2 separate regions of the Homo sapiens genome follow, and region 1 is linked to region 2. Evidence: read pairs that join two places in POLR2A ChIA-PET (ENCODE). Cell type or tissue: K562. All regions are shown on one strand. Links, peaks and the distances in the headings refer to the core of each region. The heading gives the core; the rest is flanking DNA. Region 1 overlaps ATP2C2 (ATPase secretory pathway Ca2+ transporting 2). Region 2 has its middle 32 kb from the start of ATP2C2.

The links. Peaks named below come from ENCODE experiments on the same cell type or tissue, not always from the same donor. Only the 100,000 strongest peaks of a DNase experiment are listed, where the experiment ranks them.
Region 1: POLR2A ChIA-PET joins it to region 2 with 5 read pairs; 2 of 35 experiments call an interaction of 5 or more read pairs at or near these places.

What each region holds. Positions count from the first base shown.
Region 1 is chr16:84,405,013-84,407,926 of GRCh38, reverse strand. It overlaps ATP2C2 (ATPase secretory pathway Ca2+ transporting 2), which reads right to left. Exons shown (of 27, transcript NM_014861.4): 3 at 2,683-2,799. Among named protein-coding and RNA genes, the nearest start is that of ATP2C2, 38 kb to the right of the region's middle. In K562, for the core only: no CTCF peak of the experiment used is centred there; a DNase peak (open chromatin) is centred at 1,416; H3K27me3 peaks cover 2,500 bases.
Region 2 is chr16:84,335,371-84,338,250 of GRCh38, reverse strand. No RefSeq gene overlaps it. Among named protein-coding and RNA genes, the nearest start is that of ATP2C2, 32 kb to the left of the region's middle. In K562, for the core only: no CTCF peak of the experiment used is centred there; no DNase peak of the experiment used is centred there.

The sequences.
Region 1 (2,914 bases), core at 231-2,730, 69 kb before region 2:
ATTTTTACTTTATTTTATATATCTGCCCTTTCATTTCAGAGACATCTCATGGTAGCTCATGTTACAGAGGATTGAAAAGAAATGCAAACACATAAAACCGGATTCAGAAGGCAGACCAAAGATCAGGATAAGGAAGAGAGTTACAATATCAACAAGGGCTGGGTGCAGAGGCTCACACTGTAATCCCAGCCCTTTGGGAGGCAGAAATGGGAGGACTGCTTGAGCCCAGGAGTTTCAGTCCAGCCTGGGAAACACAGCAAAATCCCATCTTTACAAAAAAATGAAAAAATGAGCTGGGCATGGTGAGGTGCACCTGTGGTCCCAACTACTCAGAAGGCTAAGGCAGGAGGATCACTGGGGCCTGGGAAGTTGAGGCTGCAGTCAGCCGTGTTTATGCCGCTGCACTCCTGCTTGGACACCAGAGAAACCCTATCCCAGAATATAACAATAATAATAATGCACCTGGTCTGGGCACCTTGATTCCCAGGCTGCCAGGCTCCTGTCCCCTCAGGGACTCTGCACCCTGCCCTCCAGCGACGCCCTCCATCCACATCCTCACATGGCTTTCCGTCTCATTTCACTCAGATCTCTGCCCAGATGCCACCTCCTCAGAGCACCAGCCTAGTGCCTCCCTGCCATCCCGTCCAGAGCCTTACGCCGTGCTAAGGTAGAATTCCTAATGGTGAGACTCCTGAGACAGAGGAACAGGGCTGCCTTGTGAGGTGATGAGTTCCCTGTCACTGGGGGAAAGATAGGAGAATCACAACACTTGGCATGCAGGAGGAACTCAACACATGTAAGGAATTAATAAGGGAGAGCAGACAGAACCCGTATACGCAAGGGCAGGAAAACCCAGCCGTCAGGAGCTCCCGTCCAGTCCTACAAGGATTCCCACAGATGCATTGCTGAACCGACAAGCTATAAGATGAATGAGCAGGTCCTCTGCTCTCAAGAAATTTAAGAGATTTCATTTTGGGGAACACCCTGGCTGGAGGCTGGAGGAGGATCCTTGGTGAGAAGGAAGATGTTCACGGTGGGTTTCGACAGAGCAGAGGGGAACGAGGAAGGAGGATAACCAGGGGAAGTGGGGGAGCGGGTCCTAGTGGAAGGGGTGCCAGGGCAGAGCAAAGAGATCTCCAGCCGCAGAGGGGAGCTCCTCCCTCACAGCCCATGTCTCGGCCTCCTTCCCTGAACCCCAACTTCCGGGAGCCTCCACTGCCTCTTCTCAGCCCTGCAGTTTTAGGAAGCTTCTGGGCTAGCCAGAACCACCTACATACCCAGAAGCCTATTTTGCTGCCAAAACGCATCGATGAATAACATTCCCAGAACACTGAGAACTGAGCCTTGATCAGGGAGGGGACCTCAAGGAGAGTGGAGACAGAGGATGCTGCCCAGGGGACTGTGATTGGTTCCGGAATCGACCAATGGAGGAAGCTGTAAACACAGAGCCAATAGGAAGGCGGTTGAAGCCTGGGGCAGCCCAGGGGCCAGAGAATGAAGAAGGGGATGTCAGGGATGGGGCCAAGAGCATGCAAAAGGCTGGAAAAGGGGATCTAAGGCCATCTAAATGCCCTCAGGCACCTGGAAAATTCTGCCTGTTCACTGAGCCTTTCTGAACTGGTCCTGCAAAGGTGGCAGGGACTGCCGACTTCTAGAATGGAACTTGGAGCCATGTCAATTGCAGTTTTTTCTTTCCCCTTCTTAGTGGCTTCCAGGCATTTGATTGTGTGCCATTCATTCAGCACCGCGCCAGCACCGATGGCAGCAGCTAGCAAGGGAAGGGGCTCTGGGTGCAGCTCCCTGGCTGCACTGCTCTGCACTGCTCCTCACAGCTATGTGACTTTGGGCTCAGGTTACAGTAGGACACCCAGTAAAATCTAAATTTCAGAAAAACAAGGAACTTTTTGTTTTTAGTATAAGCACGTCCACTGTATTGGGACACACTTATACTAGAAATTGCTTCTTGTTTATCTATCTGAAATTCACTTTGGTTTTGTTGTTGTTGTGGAGACAAGGTCTCACTCTGTTGTCCAGGCTGGAGCACAGTGGCACAATCTCAGTTCACTGCAGCCTCCACCTCCTGGGTTCCAACAATCCTCCCACCTCAGCCTCCTCAGTAGCTGGGATTACAGGCATCCACTACCACATCCGGCTAATTTTTATATTTTTAGAAGAGACGGGGTTTCGCCATGTTGGCCGGGCTGGTCTTGAACTCCTGGGCTCAAGTGATCCACCCGCTTCAGCCGCCCAAAGTGCTTGGATTACAGGCACGAGCCACCACGCCCAGCCTGAAATTGAAATTTAACAGGGCATCCTATATTGTTATTTGCTAAACCTGGCAACTCTGGGGAAATCTTTCAACCTCTGCACTTCTCCTTCCTCATGTGCAAAGGCGGGATTAGGAGGAGGATTAGTAAGCGCATGCTTACTTATTCACTTACTCATATAGCGTGGGGCCCGGGGCCTGCTCAACTGTCTACGAAAGTGATCACTGTTTTTCCTGATCGCGGTTGCCTGGGAGTTGGTGATTTGCTCATGACTGATGCTCAGGCTGGCTGGGGCAGCGTGAAAGGGGCGGGAGCTGTCCAAGGATGCCTTCCATCAACATTGAAAGATGGAATGGCTGCCCCACCCTCGCTGGCTTATGCATGTTAATGCAAAGAATGACACCTCTGGTCCTACCTGATCCAGGTATTTCTTCCACACAGGTTCGCTGTTGTCAGCAACAAACTCATTCCAGCCATGGGCCAGCCGGCGCTGCGTCACCGAGAACTCCGACAGCCCAGTGTGTAAGTCCACCTGGAAGGAGAGGTCAGGCACAAGCTCACTCATGGGCGCAGCAAGGAATGAGGCAACAGGGTACAGACTCCCACTCTGAAAGGCAGCGGCTTCCATGATGGGCCAGGGACACAGG
Region 2 (2,880 bases), core at 1-2,500:
TTTAGGCCAGGCACCGTGGCTCACGCCTCTACTCCTAGCACTTTGGGAGGCCGAGGCAGGCGGATTGCCTGAGTTCAGGAGTTCGCGACCAGTCTGGGCAACATGGTGAAACACTGTCTCTACTAAAATACAAAAAATATATATATATATTAGCCGGGTGTGGCAGCGTGTGCTTGTAGTCCCAGTTACTCAGGAGGCTGAGGCAGGAGAATTGCTTGAACCTGGAGGCGGAGGTTGCAGTGAGCCCAGATCATGCCACCGCACTCCAGCCTGGCGACACAGCGAGACTCCGTCTCAAAAAAAAGAAAAAAACTACTGATTTTTGAATGTTGATTTTGTATCCTGAAACTTTACTGAATTTATTTATCAGTTCCAATAGTTTTTTGGTGGAGTCTTTAGGTTTTTCCAAATATAAGATCATATCGTCTGCAAAAACGTATAATTTGACTTCTTTCTTTCTAGTTTGGATGCCCTTTTTCTCTCTCGTCTGACTGCTGTAGCCGGAACTTTCAGAACTGTGTTGAATAGCAGTGGTGAAAGTGGGCCTCTTCATCATGTTCCATATCTTTGAGGAACGGCTTTCAGTTTTTCCCCATTTAGTGACACTAGCTATGGGTCTGTCATGCATGGCTTTTATTATGTTGAGATATGTTTCTTCTATATCCAGTTTTTTGAGGGTTTTTATTATGAAAAGATGTTGTGTTTTATCAAATGTTTTTTCAGCATCAATGGAAATGATCATATGGTTTTTGTCCTTCATTCTGTTGATATGATGTATCACATTAATTGATTTGAGGATGTTGAACCATCCTTGCATCCCTGGGATAAAACCCACTTGGTCATGATGAATGATCTTTTTAATATGCTGTTCAATTTCCTAGTATTTTGTTGAGGATTTTTGCATCAATATTTATCAGAGATATTGGCCTATAGTTTTTTTTAATGTGTCTTTGTCTGGTTTTGATATCAAGGTAATACTAGCCTTGTAGAATGAGTTTGGAAGTAGTCCCTTCTCTATTTTTCACAATGGTTTGAGCAGGATTGGAATTAGTTCTTCTTTAAAAGTTTGGTAGAATTCAGCAGTGAAGCCATCAGGTCCTGCACTTTTCCTAACTGGGAGACGTTTTGTTATGACTTCAATCCTGTTACTTGTTATTGGTCTGTTCAGGTTTTGGATTTCTTTCTTTTTTTTTTCTTTGGGACAGAGTCTCACTCCATCACCCAGGCTGGAGTAAAGTGGTACAATCTTGACTCACTGCAACCTCCACCTCCCGGGTTCAAGCAATTCTCATGCCTCAGTCTACTGAGTAGCTGGAATTACAGATGTGCACCACTGTGCCCAGCTAATTTTTGTATTATTATTGTTATTATTTGAGACAGAGTCTTGCTCTGTAGCCCAGGCTGGAGTGCAATGGCGTGATCTCAGCTCATTGCAACCTCCACCTCCCAGTTCAAGCAATTCTCATGTCTCAGCCTCCCGAGTAGCTGGGATTATAGGCACCTGCCCTCATGCCCAGCTAATTTTTGTATTTTTGTAGAGACAGGGTTTCACCATATTGGCCAGGCTGGTTTTGAACTCCTGACCTCAGATGATCTGCCTGCCTCGGCCTCCCAGAGTGCTGGAATTATAGGTGTGAGCCACCGTGCCCAGCCTAATTTTTGTATTTTTAGTAAAGACAGGGTTTTACCATGTCAGCCAGGCTGGTCTCAAACTCCTGACCTCAAGTGATCTGTCAGCCTTGGCCTCCCAAAGTGCTGGGATTACAGGCATTAGCCACCGCACCCAGCCAGGTTTTGGATTTTTTTCATGGCTCAATCTTTGTTTTTTTTTTTTAAACAGAGTCTTGTTCTGTTGCCCAGGCTGGAGTGCAATGGCGTGATCCCGGCTCACTACAACCTCCACCTCCCGGTTCAAGCGATTATTGTGCCTCAGCCTCCAGAGTAGCTGGGATTACAGTCACATGCTTCCATGCCTGGCTAATTTTGGTATTTTTAGTAGAGCTAGGGTTTCAAGATGTTGCCCAGGCTGGTCTTGAACTCTTGACCTCAGGTTATCCACCTGTCTTGGCTTCCCAAAGTGCTGGGATTACAGGCATCAGCCACTGCACCCAACTCACGGTTCAATCTTGCTAGGTTCTATATGTGTAGGAATTTATCCATTTCCTCTAGATTTTCCAATTGGTTGGCATACAGTTGCTCATAGTAGCCACTGATGATTCTTTGAATTTCTGCAGTATCAGTTGAATGCCTCCTTTTAAATCTCTCATTTTGTTTATTTTGGTCTTCTATTTTTTTTTTTTCTTAGTCTGGGTAAAGGCTTGTCAATTTTATCTGTCTTTTCAAAAAATGAACTTTTTGCTTTGTTGATCTTTTGTATTGTTTTCTTCATTTCAAATTCATTTATTTCTGCTCTGGCTTTTATGATTTCTTTTCTTCTCCTAACTTTGGGTTTGGTTTGCTCTTGCTTTTCTAGTTCTTTAAGATGCATTGTTATGTTATTTATTTGAAGTTTTTATTCTTTTTTGATGTAGGCACTTACCTCCTCTTTAAGGCCAATAACTCTTAGATTTGCCCTTTTGCGACTATTATCTAGATCCTGTAGGCCATGCTTCATTCTTTTTTATTATTTCTTCTTCTGTCCTCTGACTGTGTATTTTCAAATAGTCTGTCTTTAAGCTCACTAATTCTTTCTTCTGCTCGATCAATTCTGTTATTAAGAGACTCTGATGCATTCTTCACTATGTCAATTGCATTTTTCAACTCTAGAATTTTTGCTTGATTCTTTTTAATAATTTCAATCCCTTTGTTAAATTTATCTGATAGAATTCTGAATTCCTTATCTGCGTTATCTTGAATTTCTTTGAGCTTCCTCAACACAGC